Linked DNA regions of Homo sapiens: all the other regions are linked to region 1. Evidence: chromatin contacts called from ENCODE Hi-C or POLR2A ChIA-PET data. All regions are on one chromosome and are shown on one strand. The core of a region is the stretch at or near the end of the contact, and the rest is flanking DNA. Distances in the headings are between cores, read along the strand shown. Region 1 holds the start of PBXIP1 (PBX homeobox interacting protein 1). Region 2 holds the start of KRTCAP2 (keratinocyte associated protein 2). Region 3 overlaps KCNN3 (potassium calcium-activated channel subfamily N member 3).

What was found. Hi-C counts contacts between places; a loop is a spot of excess contacts on that map. ChIA-PET counts read pairs that join two places held with the same protein, here RNA polymerase II (POLR2A). Pooled maps may share reads with other maps.
Region 2: a loop to region 1 is called in a pooled map, with 11 times the contacts of the local background. The contact joins the promoter of KRTCAP2 here to the promoter of PBXIP1 in region 1. A Hi-C loop is called at or near these places in 2 of 37 single-sample maps with no recorded cell type and 10 of 50 pooled maps. POLR2A ChIA-PET finds 5 or more read pairs at or near these places in 3 of 52 experiments (CD4-positive, alpha-beta memory T cell, GM12878 and SK-N-SH).
Region 3: a pooled map shows a loop between it and region 1 (4-fold over the local background). The contact joins the enhancer-like site here to the promoter of PBXIP1 in region 1. A Hi-C loop is called at or near these places in 22 of 37 single-sample maps with no recorded cell type and 10 of 50 pooled maps. POLR2A ChIA-PET finds 5 or more read pairs at or near these places in 5 of 52 experiments (CD4-positive, alpha-beta T cell, CD8-positive, alpha-beta memory T cell, GM10248 and 2 more).

What each region holds. Positions count from the first base shown.
Region 1 is chr1:154,953,859-154,958,019 of GRCh38, forward strand. It overlaps PBXIP1 (PBX homeobox interacting protein 1), which reads right to left and starts at 2,241. Exons shown (of 11, transcript NM_020524.4): 1 at 2,211-2,241. PYGO2 (pygopus family PHD finger 2) reads right to left here. Exons shown (of 3, transcript NM_138300.4): 3 at 3,168-4,161.
Region 2 is chr1:155,171,427-155,175,587 of GRCh38, forward strand. KRTCAP2 (keratinocyte associated protein 2) reads right to left here and starts at 1,878. Exons shown (of 5, transcript NM_173852.4): 1 at 1,795-1,878; 2 at 1,312-1,466; 3 at 1,139-1,202. The coding sequence starts at 1,798. It overlaps TRIM46 (tripartite motif containing 46), which reads left to right and starts at 2,423. Exons shown (of 10, transcript NM_025058.5): 1 at 2,423-2,603; 2 at 3,960-4,161. The coding sequence starts at 2,541. RefSeq lists enhancers at 1,258-1,537, 1,641-2,149, 1,728-1,827, 2,028-2,077, 2,150-2,658 and silencers at 2,408-2,497, 2,667-2,961.
Region 3 is chr1:154,789,443-154,793,603 of GRCh38, forward strand. All of the region lies in intron 2 of KCNN3 (potassium calcium-activated channel subfamily N member 3), which reads right to left. Among named protein-coding and RNA genes, the nearest start is that of KCNN3, 79 kb to the right of the region's middle. RefSeq lists an enhancer at 2,023-2,332. Within about 2 kb of position 2,434, at least 5 of the 41 ENCODE cell types and tissues checked have a DNase peak (open chromatin) inside an H3K27ac peak, as active enhancers do; they include CD4-positive, alpha-beta T cell, where a contact is called at or near this core.

The DNA of each region.
Region 1 (4,161 bases), core at 991-3,490:
GCCTCCAGAACCAAGCCTGGTTCCAGTCCTTCTCTCCCTGACACCCCAGCTCTTCTAAGCAGTATTTGCCTTGCAAATCAGAATCTGCCAACACCCACAGAGAAGCCAGCCTCTTCCAGGGACCAACAGGGCCTTGGAAAACTGAACTGACCTTGAAAGGTCAAAGTAGCATAGGCTGGAAAGGCTCTGGGGAATTCCAGTCCAGCCCCCTGACATTTGAGTCAGGGAAGATGAAGCCCAGCAAGGTTGACAGACTCAACTTGCCAATAAGAAGACTTGTTAATAAGAAGAGCAGGGAAACAACACAGCCCTCCCTTCACAACACCAGGTACCTACACAATCACTACCTTCTCCCCCAGGACCTGGAAGGGAAGACTCAATGGCCTCCTTCAGCCCTAAGTGTCCCACCACTTGCCCAGCATAAGTCCTTGGTATGGTCTAGTTCAGTGGTTCTCAATCTTGGCTGCACATTGGAATCACCTAAGATTTTGATTCAATTGAGTTGGGGGGTAGGCCCGGCTGTGGGTCTTTTAAAAAACCACTCAAATGATTCTCATGCGCAGCCAGGGTTAAGAGCCACTGGCATAGCTTAGATCCACCTGGATGCACCTTTTATAAGTCTCCTCATCACTCTCAGTCTTCATCCTAAATTCTGTTTACCTTCTTAGTAATCGCCAGAGTTTGGTCTTAGGGAACTTGAAGGTGACTGGGAAAATGGATTTATGGCAACTATCATGTATATATACATCACTTTATAGCTTGCAAAAAATAGACAAAAATCAGGGCTATGGTCCTGCACCCGGTTAATCTGCTCTGACTTGACAGGGATAGGGGAGGGAATCACTCCAGTTTCCAAAGCCTGACTGACACAAAGCAGGGTAAGAAGAGAGGGATCCGCCCCTTCATCCAAGGCTAAAACAGTTCCCTCAGGCAGCTCCTGTTGGGACCAGGCATAAAGGTGGAAGGATAGATGAGCTGACCTCTCAAGAGTACTGGATTGTGATCCCTCAGAACAGGATAAATGACTGCTTCCCGAGCACTTTATAAGAAAACTCAGGAAAAGGGAAGTGAGGCTGGGAGAGTATGGCAGTTCTACCTTTGAAACCAACCACATTATCCCCTTCTGTTTGAGCTGTTTTCAAGTCCTGCGTGGTGCCCTAAGTAACCTCCTGTGGCTCCTGCCAGTCAAGATCCAAGTCCTGGATAGGTCTTTCCCAATGCCCATCCTCCCAGACACATGCACCCATTCCACACGGAGACAGGAGAATGGCTGCAATGACCTCCCTGTACCAAATCCAACAGGACACCCTGGCATGCATCTGTAAGTATCCATAGAGCCATGGCTGTTCAGCCTTCCGCTTGTGGCTCCACCCCCGCCCTTGTTATCATCTCCCCATCCCCAGTTGCTGACTGTTAACAGGTGGTGGCAGGAAGGAAGTGGCAGCAGCTTGGGCTGAAGTCCCTGTTTATCCCTAGCTGTGTGTGCAGCCTGCTCAGGTCCTCTAGAACCAGGCACCATGGCAACCACAGTGATGTCAGACCCACTGTCTCCATGGAAACCAGCAAAGGTATTTGGGTCAACAAAACAAATACTTATGAGACCCAAATAGGAGACACTCTGAAACTCCTATACTCTGGGTTCCAAACCCTGATACCTCTTTCTTGGTTAGGTTAACCCAGGGTTCAAAAAAACACCTCTTCTCCCAAGCCAGCATCTCACTGCCTTATTAGGAAGTTCCTTCTGCTGTCTAATCTCCACCCTTCCCTGCTGTGTTTCCAGATCTTTTTCTTTTCATCGACCTTCTGGAAGAAAACCCACCTCCACTCCCTCCCTCCACCCCCTTCTTTTCATTCAGGCAGGATTCAACAAACACCTCCTGTAAGGATTATGACAGAGACTTCTGCTATTTCTAAAAAACAGCTAAAGGGGGAGCTCTCCCACTCAGCATAAAGCTAGGAAGTCTCGCCTCTAGTTAATTTAAACTCCTCTAACAGTTGCTCCTCCAAACCGCTAAAGCAAAGGATCTAGGGCCACTTGCCTGGGGTACCCAGAGCAAGTTCCTGTTGTGTTAGCGTCGGCACCTGGCCTTCCTCCCCCAGCCCAGAAATGAAAAGCAGCTCATTCCTTCTAGATTAGTTCCGCCTTCCCTTTTCCTTATTCCACCCCCTTCAAAGCGAATCTGTGGACCCCTTCCCAGCTAAGGCATTACCTGAACCAGCTCTTGCTTCGGTCTTCAGCTTAACTTGTTGCAGGCTTCCCTTTGTTTGCAGCCCGAGAAGAAAATCATGTGACCAGAAACTGACCAATGAAAAGTCAACTTCCCCAAGGGGGCGGAAACTTTTGGCCAATAAGAGCAGGAATTGAGAGCCAGGGGAGGGGAAGGGAGGTCTAGCGACACGGCCCTAAACCTGGGCTTACCTCCTGGTGGGCGACCGGGGTCCCAGCTAACCGAATCCTGAGTTTCCTGCCCTTCTTTCCCAGTGTCTAAACAGTTTCTAGAGGGAACCCCCACAAACTGAGAGAAAAGCAGACGGTGCCGTCTTCTGAGATGACGAAGACAAGGGGCCAGGTTGGCCCCAGGATAGACAGAGACAGCTGTGAGATGGGGGAAGGGAGAGGGACAGGTCGCAAATCCAGGGTGTGGAAATAGCCCTCCTGCCATTCTCCCCAATCTGCTCCAAAACAGACTGCTTAAAAGATGCCATTGCTACTTTAAAAAACGGTTGGGGGACGGGAACGATCTGAAAAACATCCCAAAATGAAATTTGCTAGGACAGAAGCAGCCCCTCCCCTCACCCTTAGAGCGACACTTGCTCCCTAACCCAAACAACTGGGAGGTGGGTGGGGTGCTAAACCCAGAAGAGCTCAAGCACTTGTCTTCCAGAGGCTGTGGTGCCAAATCCGCCTGGCTCCAGGCCTGGCCCAGGAATATGCTCAAAAAGGAAACTCAGTTTCTCACAGTGGAGACACAGGGGGATGGGCGGGGAAACACAGGCCTCCCTTGGCTCAGCAGCTTATACCAGGGTCAGCTCAGGGGCCAAATCTGCCATTCCCACTCCCAGGGACCCTGGGGAGCATACATATCCTCAACCCCTAAGCACCCTACCCAGCAGTGACAGCGGCTCATTCCAGCCTTTTCACACAGCAACAGCAAGGAGTCCTTGTCTGGGATTTTAAAATCATTTTATTAATCCAACAGTACAAAAGACCCCCACCACCACCGCATTCTGCCATCACTTTGTTCCAAAAAGTAGTGGAGTGAGAGAGCGAGAGGGAGCAGATCCAGCAAAAACACTCCCCCAGGGGCCATTTTACAAAATGCGGAGCAGGGGAAGACAACACAAAAACAGCAACAGATAAATGGGGCAAACAGAACAACAAACACAAGAGTTGAGCAGCGGGGTGGGGGTGGGGGGTTGCCATCTACGCCGTTTTAGTGTGAGGGACACTGGGAACGATGCCCAGAGGCTGCTCTCCTCCCAGCCTCAAAGGTTGTCAGCTCCACCAGAGCAGGGTCTTCTCTCCTCATGCCAGGAACTGAGAGAAGTGGGGGTAGGGGACCACTAGGTCTTTGCCACTGTATCTTGAGCTGGGGGACTCCTAACTTCTCCGAGGGCCACACCCCATGCCTGCCTTCCCCACCCCATGGAGGAATGTGTGCATGAACAGAAAAGGAGAACGAGCAGCGCTAAGGTCCTCATCAGGCCCCAGGCCCATCTCTGGCAGGCAGTGCTTAAAAAATAAAAAAAGACAAATAAAGCCCAGTGCAGGCCTTTGGCTGAGAGGAATGAGAATTGCTAATTAATCACCAGGCCCAAGAGGATATGAAAGAATAGCAAAGAGAAGCAACAAACTCCAGGCTCTTCTACCTTTGAGTACCATGGCAATGAGGATCCCGCCGCATCCCCTACCCACAGGCTGTGACAGGGCCTCACTTGGATCCTTTTATCATGGAGGAAATGAGGTATAGGGCTCTGCGCCTTTTCAAGCTTTCCTTCAATCAAGCCAGGAAGGCAGGGGAATAAGGGCGCCGAAAGTTGAAGAACACACGGAGTATAATGTGCAACAGATGGGCTGGGGGAGGAGGGTACCACCAAAGTCCAGACTTTCAGGACAGCCCAAACTTCAAATATTCTGGTCTGTCAGATAACATATCCCAA
Region 2 (4,161 bases), core at 628-3,127, 220 kb after region 1:
AAAAAAAAAGAAGCAAGTGAAGGTAATACATATGGAAACAAAACCTAACAGAGAGAAGTCCCGGGGCTACTGGATGGAAAGAACTCTGAAGCCTGCAAAAGGGCTATGCGGAGAAAGCAAGTCCTAGAGGGGGGCAAAGAAATGAGGGCAGCCAGGCACAGTGGCTCACACCTGTAATTCCAGCACTCTGGGAGGCTGAAATAGGAGGATCACTTGAGCCCAGGAGTTCGAGACCAGCCTGGGCAATGTGGTGAAACCCCATCTCTACAAAAACTTAAAACAGTAGCTGGGTGTGGTGGCACTCACTGGTAGTCCCAGCTACTGGTAAGACTGAGGAGGGAAGATTGCTTGAGACCAGGTCAAGGCTTCAGTGATCACATCCCTGCACTCCAGCCTAGGCGACAGAGTAAAGCCTTGTCTCAAAAAAAAAAAAAAAAAAAAAAGAGAAAAGATTAAGGGCAACCATGATAGATCTTTGTTTTACCACATGAGGGTTTTACATGAGATTGCATCTGCTGTGAATTTCTGAGCACGTGGCATTCCTTAAGTAATCTGGCCTTGACACTTAATTTGCTTTATAAACTTAATTCTCCATAAATAACTGAATCATCAATTCTTGATTACATGAGCAATTGAACAAGAATTATTCCAAACAGGAAATAATCTAACAGTTATTCTGATTTGGTCAGGATTCCTGCTGCCATAGATATTTGGTGCCTCTAGTATTTAGGCTCTTCACAATTCCCTCAAATAAGTAGAATTCTCTAATATTGAGTTAACTTCACATCAGAACTCCATAGTGAACTTGGTCCTGCTGCTTCTTCTGGTGGGAACAAGGACCGCCTCCCAGCGAATAGATGCAAAACATCAGCCCAAATTTGCCTGTTCCCCTCAAACCTTCCCTGGGAGCTGGCCAGAAGGTACCAAAGTTTCTTGCTTTCAAAGGCCTTCTCTTCCAGCTCCAACTCCAGGAGCTATACAAGGTGCAGAATCGAAAAGCGTCATCTGTCTTCAGACAGCTTCAGTAAATATATTTCTCCTTAACAACCTTTCACCTAAGCATCTGGAAATTCAATATCATGTTTCAGGAGGTTAAAGAGGAGAAAGTTCAAATACTCAAGCTCCAATATTCACTTACTCTCAGGGAAGATCTTTGCTTGGAATCCTTTGCCAAAGACAAGATTCTCCAGATTATTGAAGGCCTGGTTGAGGGAGTTAAGGAGTAGGGTGTGCAACGGGGACAGAGCTGTGTGGGGAAGGGGAAGGGCACATGCCTACGTGGCCCGCCCCCTCCAACTGCAGGGAGGATACAGTGAGCGAGAACACGAAGAGACCCGAACCAAGCAGGCCGCCCTGGATGGTGAGCCACTCGGTGGAGGCCAGCTGACGGCTGTACATCTGCATCCCAGCAAAGAGCAGCAGGGACAGGAGGGAGGAGAGCGCCAGCGAGGTGCCCGTACCCACCACTGGAGGGGATGGGAGAAGGGACGGAGAGTCAGGCTCCGCCCTCCCTCCGGCAAGCTACGGGCAGATCAGCCGGTCCGGAAGCTCGGTGGGCCGACCCCCTCCAAGAACTCCCGGGACTGCAGCCACACGCCCCAACTCCCCACACCGCGCGGCAACCCCTACGTATTCCCCAGCCCCGGACACCCCGAACCCTCCCGTCCGGTGGAAATGCCCGCTCCCGGTGGAACCCAGGACACGTCAGCTCTGTCGGGAGAGGACGAGGAAAGCTTGTCCACCCAAACCCCGACCCCCTCTAGGACTTCCTGGGGACCCCACCGGTCCTGTTACCCATCATGCCCCGCCCGTGAGTCCAACCGGCGCCTCTGGCCAAGAAAGGCGAGCTGAACCGGGTGCGGTTAGCTATGCGCATGCGTCAGCGCTTACCGCGGACTTGCTACTCCTCGCGTTCTCCTCTTTCTTCCTCTCAGTGCCTGGACGCAGCGCCCTCTTGCGACAGGGAGGAAATAATGCGTCGAGGGGGCATCCTCGGCCACCGCCCTGGTCCTCAGGCTTTCCTCGTACCTGGTGCGTCTGCTGCCACTCTGTACAAGGTGCACTTATCTCTTTAAGTCATTGGGCCCATGCCTGTGGCATCTATCCCATCTCTGTCTTCTTTGCCATTTCTTTCATCTCTAGTGCACGTTCCTCAAACCTCCCTGCCCCATGCCTCAACATCTCCCAACCTAAAATTTAGTGCTCCCAACCAGGAACTCATTTTCCTCCGAAACTAATCCCCCGCTTTATATGAGTAAAATTAGGAGCCAATGAAAAATGAGAATGTAAGAAATGGCTCCCCCGTCAAATACCTTTCCATATTCCCCAACCCCCCGACCGGCTTTCGAGAACCACGTGGGGAGAACTATTTCCCACCCCCTACCCCGACGGGCGCTGTTCGAGGCTGGTCCCGGGAGCATGCGCAGTGACACCTCAACCCCCAGCCCTCCTCACACCCCCACTGGGCTCCTGCATTAAGCCCGGGGTTCGCAGCCGCAGCCGGGATCGGGCACCCAGGGGCGGGCGGGCACGGTAGGGCCATGGCAGAGGGTGAGGATATGCAGACCTTCACTTCCATCATGGACGCACTGGTCCGCATCAGTGTGAGTTAAGGTGGGGTCGAGGGAAGGGGAGGGGGCGTATAGGGTTCTGGGGCAAGCTGGGACCTGGAACAGGTGGGGATCCAGGAAGATGCTGGGATGTAGACAGGGGGCTAGCGATGGCAGAAACGGCTGGGAGGGTCGGGATGCAGGTATGAGAGGGTAATCCCGGGAGCAGCCCGGAGGTGAGTGCCGTGAAGGCGTCGGTGTGCTGGAGCGTGAGGAGGAGCTAGGAGCAGCCCAGACGCAGCGGGTGGGCTGGGGTGGCCTCCAGCAGTGCACCGGGGCTGGGGCTTCAGGGGAAAGGCCCTGTTATGAGAAGAGGGACGTGTGAGCTTGGATATTTTCCAAGAAAACTGAGGACAGGTGGGGGATGATGTAGGAGCCGCCCCACAGTGCAGTTCCCAATTTGGACCCCTCCCCAAGACCCCACCCCACGCACCCCCACTCAGGGCTGCTTCCGAGCCTGCGGTTGTCATGGCAACCCGTGCCTGGCTCTCCCAGGGGCGGTGCCAACCGTGTTCCCCCCCACCACTTCCTCCCCCCCTCCTTGTTCCTCCCTCCTTTGTGTCAGCTGCGCCCCTGACCGGGATGGCTGCGAAGAGAGGGACCAAGGTGAGGTGTGGGGGTGGGGCATAGCCTGAGGACCCCCACTCTCGCCACCAAGAGGGGGAGGGGACTTCCGGTGGGGAGGGGGCGAGTAGGCGGGGCTCTTGATTCCCCCGCTAGTTCGGAGAAGGGGGTGCCGCTGACCGGGTTGCGCTGCGGGAGAGGGCGGGAGGGCCTGATGGGGGCGAAGGGGAATGGGTTGGTAAGACCGATGGGGAAGTGAAGGATGGGGAATGGAGGCTGGAGTGGCCGCAGGCCGGAGCTGCGGCAGGAGGACGTATGGAGCGAGCAGGATGGAGTGCCAACCTCGCCTGGCTATCGGGAGGAATCACGGCATGGGGGTGCTGCTAGAGAAGGGAGTGGGGGTCTGCATGGAGCTGCAGAATGGGCGGTGTCCTTGAGAAAAATGCCAGGGGCAAGCTGCCCAGAGATGGGGGATGGAGGCAGGTGAGGGGGCTGCCAGCTGGGGCTACTGCAGCTGGAGAAATGGGGATTGGGCTTGAGGCTGGAGCAGGCACAAGCTCCAACCGTCCCTCCTCTGGGCCTTTAGCTCTGCAGCGGGGAAAGAGAAGCAAGGGACAGAGGTCTGGGAAGGTCTGTGAACCAGCCCAAGGCAGGTGCTCTGGAAAAGCTGCAGGTAGCTTGTCTTGCTCCTTCCTCAGACCCCTAGGGTATCCAAGGGCAGCCAAGGGGCTGCTGAGGTATGCCTAAGTGTCCAAGCGCTGACCTAGCCTCCTGGTCCCTCCACAGACCAGCATGAAGAACATGGAGAAGGAACTGCTGTGCCCAGTGTGTCAAGAGATGTACAAGCAGCCACTGGTGCTGCCCTGTACCCACAACGTGTGCCAGGCCTGTGCCCGAGAGGTCTTGGGCCAGCAGGGCTACATAGGACATGGTGGGGACCCCAGCTCCGAGCCCACCTCTCCTGCCTCCACCCCTTCCACCCGCAGCC
Region 3 (4,161 bases), core at 1,184-3,683, 160 kb before region 1:
TGATTCAGCCTACCACATTATGCTTTTGACCATTGTGCTAAATCTAGTTTAATCTTCCTAACAATCCTAGGAAGACGTTGTCATTATTTCTATTTTACAGATTTGAAGACTAGGGCTCCAAGACGTCAGCTGAACTGCCAAGTGTCACCCAGGTAGTAAATGGCACAGCTGGGACAGGAACCAAGAAGTGAATGACTTGCTCCTTCACACCTGCCCTGCCATCGGAGAGGCGGCACTCAGGACAGGCAGGGCCTTGGGGGATTCCGAAGGAGGTGCTGCTTTTGTTACTCTCTAGACTGAGCCCTCCTGACATCCTAAGCCCACTGAAAACCTGATGCGAGCTATGAATTTGCTTTCCCTAGAACAAGAAGCATTTACAGAAACACACCATGTATTGCAGCTAGTTTCTGGGAGTTCACGGGCCCCAGGTTAGGAATGCTTGCTTTTTTTGTTTGTTTGTTTGTTTGTTTGTTTGTTTTGAGAGACAGAGTCTCGCTCTGTCGCCCAGGCTGGAGGAGTGCAGTGGTGCGATCTTGGCTCACTGCAACCTCTGCCTCCTGGGTTCAAGCAATTCTCCTGCCTCAGCTTCCCAAGTGGCTGGGACTACAGGCATGCACTACAATGCCCAGCTAATTTTTTGCATTTTTTAGTAGAGAAATGAGGATTCGCTACATATATGGCAACATATATGTTGGCCAGGCTGGTCTCGAACTCCTGATCTCAGGTGATCTGCCCGCCTCGGCCTCCCAAAGTGCTGGGATTACAGGCGTGAGCCACCATGCCCAGCCAAGAACACTTGCTTTTAAAAGCAGAGTATCAAAGGGATGTTTGCACACCCATGTTCATTGCAGCATTACAGATACTCCTTAACTTATGATGGGTCACGTCCTGATGAGCCCGTTGTAAATTGAAAATATTGTAAGTAGAAAATGCATTTAATACACCTAACCTACCGAATGTCACAGCTTAACCTAGCCTGCCTTGTGTGCTCAGAACACTTACATTAGCCTACATTTGAGCAAAATCATCTATCACAAAGCCTATTTTATAATAAAGCATTGAATATCTCATGTGATTTACTGAACACTGTAAACGGTAGAGTACTGTATCAGTTGCTGACCCTCGTGATCACAGGGCTGACCGGGGCTCTCTGCCGCTGCCCAACATCACAAGAGAATATCATGCCGCATACCACTAGCCCAGGAAAAGATCAAAATTCAAAATTCAAAGTACAGTTCCTGCTGAATGTGTGTTGCTTTCACACCATCATAAAGTCGACAAATCTTAAGTCAAATCATCGTTAAATCTGGGACTATCTCTCTCTGTAGGATTCGGTACTATCTGCAGTTTTAGACATCCACCAGGGATCTTGGAACACATCCCCCATGTATATACTGTACAGAATTTCAGGTTTGCAGGAGACAAGAGTTCTGGAGATTGTTTGCACATCAATATGAGTAAACATAACATCACTGAACTATATACTTAAAAATGGTTAGGATGAGGCCAAGTGTGGTGGCTCACGCCTGTAATCCCAGCACTTTGGGAGGCCGAGGTGAGTGGATCACCTGAGGTCAGGAGTTCGAGACCAGCCTGGCCAACATGGTAAAACCCCATCTCTACTAAAAATACAAAAATTAGCTGGGCATGGTGGTGCATGTCTGTAATCCCAGCTACTAGGGAGGCTGAGGCAGGAGAATCACTTGAACCTGGGAGGCAGAGGTTGCAGCGAGTCAAGATCGCACCACCGCACTCCAGCCTGGGTGACAGAGTGAGACTCCATCTCAAAAAAAAAAAAAAAAAACAAGTTAGGATGGTATTTTATATTACGTGTATCATACCACTTTTTTTTTTTTTTTCTCAAAAAGACTGCTCTAAACTGAGAGCTCTTGCAGAGCAAAGACCACATCAGGTACATTCTTGCGGCTGGTGCTGGGGAGGAGCTCAACAGATGTCTGCCCGCGACAGCTCAGCAGGTGGGATGGGTGATCGGCTGCCTCCCGCTGGCTGTGGCTAACACTTCTAGAAGCCCTGCACACCGGAGAGTAAGCAACCAGCCCAAGCCTGGCTAAAACCAAAAACAATAAAAAGCCTCGAGAACTGAGAATGTGGAGGAGGAAGACAGGACAAAAATAAATCCAGTCACTGCTGTGGTCAAGAAGAGGTGGCTTTCACCCATTCCTCAAAGGAACCTCGAAAGGGAACGAAAGGCCCCGATGTTAATTTTAGAAATAGCTTGAAGCCCTGTCCAACTTGAGAGTGACTCTGTGCCTCTTCCACAGCTTAAAGTACCTGGACTTTTTGACAGTTGTGCTCCTCTGCTGCCAAATGAATGGGGGTTGTAATCCACTTGAGGATCTTTTAAACTTCACTGCTGTTTGTATGAATTTGGAAGGAAAAACCAAACCTCCTCTGAGAGCTGACTCACGTCCCTTTGGGCATTGTGCCAGGCCCTCAGAAATCACCTCATCTGCCAACCCATCTATAATACCCTGTCTGTAAAAGCATCCTTCTGCTTCCACTGGCCAGGAAGATCGCAAAGGAAACCATGTAATTGCAAGAAAAGCCAAGTCAGAGAGGCAGGTGACACGTGTTTTATGACCAATGAGGGGCAAAGCCATAGAAAGTTCAGAACTGAGAGTGGGTGGGAGCATAAATCCTGTTGCCATTGTGGTAAAAATGGGTGGCACTCACTGTGGGAACCTTGAAAGGGAACAGAGTGCCACGATGCTGCTTTGCAGAGGGTCAGGTGGTCACACAGCATCCTGGGGTGGTTTATTCCCTCCGGGTCTCCCCCGTCTGCCATGTTCCAACAACCATCCCAGATCCTCCTCCCTCTAATTGGGATCATATTAAATAGCCTTTCCACCAGTGACAGAAGGAGGTGGGCTCTTAGTGGAGCCCACTCTGTAAATATAGAGTAACAACAGGAATCAGAATGTTCCACTGGAAACAGGTGGGACTTGTCCTCCCCATACAGACTATAGAAGATGTTTACAGGACTTTCTGCAACCATCCTCATCAAGTATAATCCCAGAAAAGTAACAGCAAGCTGATGGGTTTATTCAGGTAATATCCAGGAGACATATTTCTCTTTAAAAGGAAAAGGAATTTGCATGTTTTGTTATGGCCATCCCTTATTCCAGTTTAACTGGTCCCTAAGAGGCTCTAACTACAGCAAGAGGGATTTTGGTTAGAGAGATTGTCAAACCTTGAAGAAGGGTAGAGACGGAAAGAGAGAGAATTTGAGGGAAGATTCCTCCCAGGGAAATGTTTTCAAAATGAAATCTGGACCTATTCATGTGGGAGAGAATGCCCACCCCAGAAGCAGGGGATTGACCTATATGGGCTCCGAAGTTCTTTTCATGCTGTTTCCATTGAGCTGCCTTCCCTTGCCTGTGATGCAGGCAGAAGTTTGATTTTTTTTCTATCCCTGAAGGTGTTGGCAAAACAGAAAGTTTCTCTCCTTCAGCCAGGTCTCAGGCAACTTCTAGTGTGTATTTCCCCACCCTTTTCATTTCCCAGCCAGAGAAAGGGGAGTTCCTTTAGTTGTGGTCCTCGGTTCTGTACCAAGAGCAGGAAGCTCCTAACCCCAAACCATCGCACTCAGGAATATTCTCACCACAAACACCTAGAAGCCAATCTTTCCACTCCAAATGGAGATGGACAGGTCAATCAGAAAGAACGGGCTATTGAAAAGCTGTAATAAATCATGTGCCAAGTGAGGTGTCAGACATGCAAACCAGGGAATACAAAGTCAGAGAGTTGTAAATGAAGTAGTGGGTTGAAGAGCTAGCAGTGGCCTGGTTCTCTCTGCCCACAGCAAAGGCCCAGAGCCAGCTTGTGCACCACCCCTCCTCTTGGCCAGGAAGGTACCCAAATGTCTGTTCCTTGGTAAGAGGCTGACCCTGAAAAGTTTACACCTGGAGTTTCATCCCTGTATCTTAAAGCAAATGGGGTGATGGGGAGGGATGTCGGGGGCATGGGAGGGTGGCAGACCCCAATGCAGCCTAGAGACAAAGCCACCAGGCTTGGGAATTAACAGACTCCATTTAAAAGTTATAAACCACCTAAAAGGATTACCATTAATGACAGTGATTAATGCAAACTGCAAAGTAGCAATAAATCATTAATTATACTTTCAATTTTTAAAAACTCCAA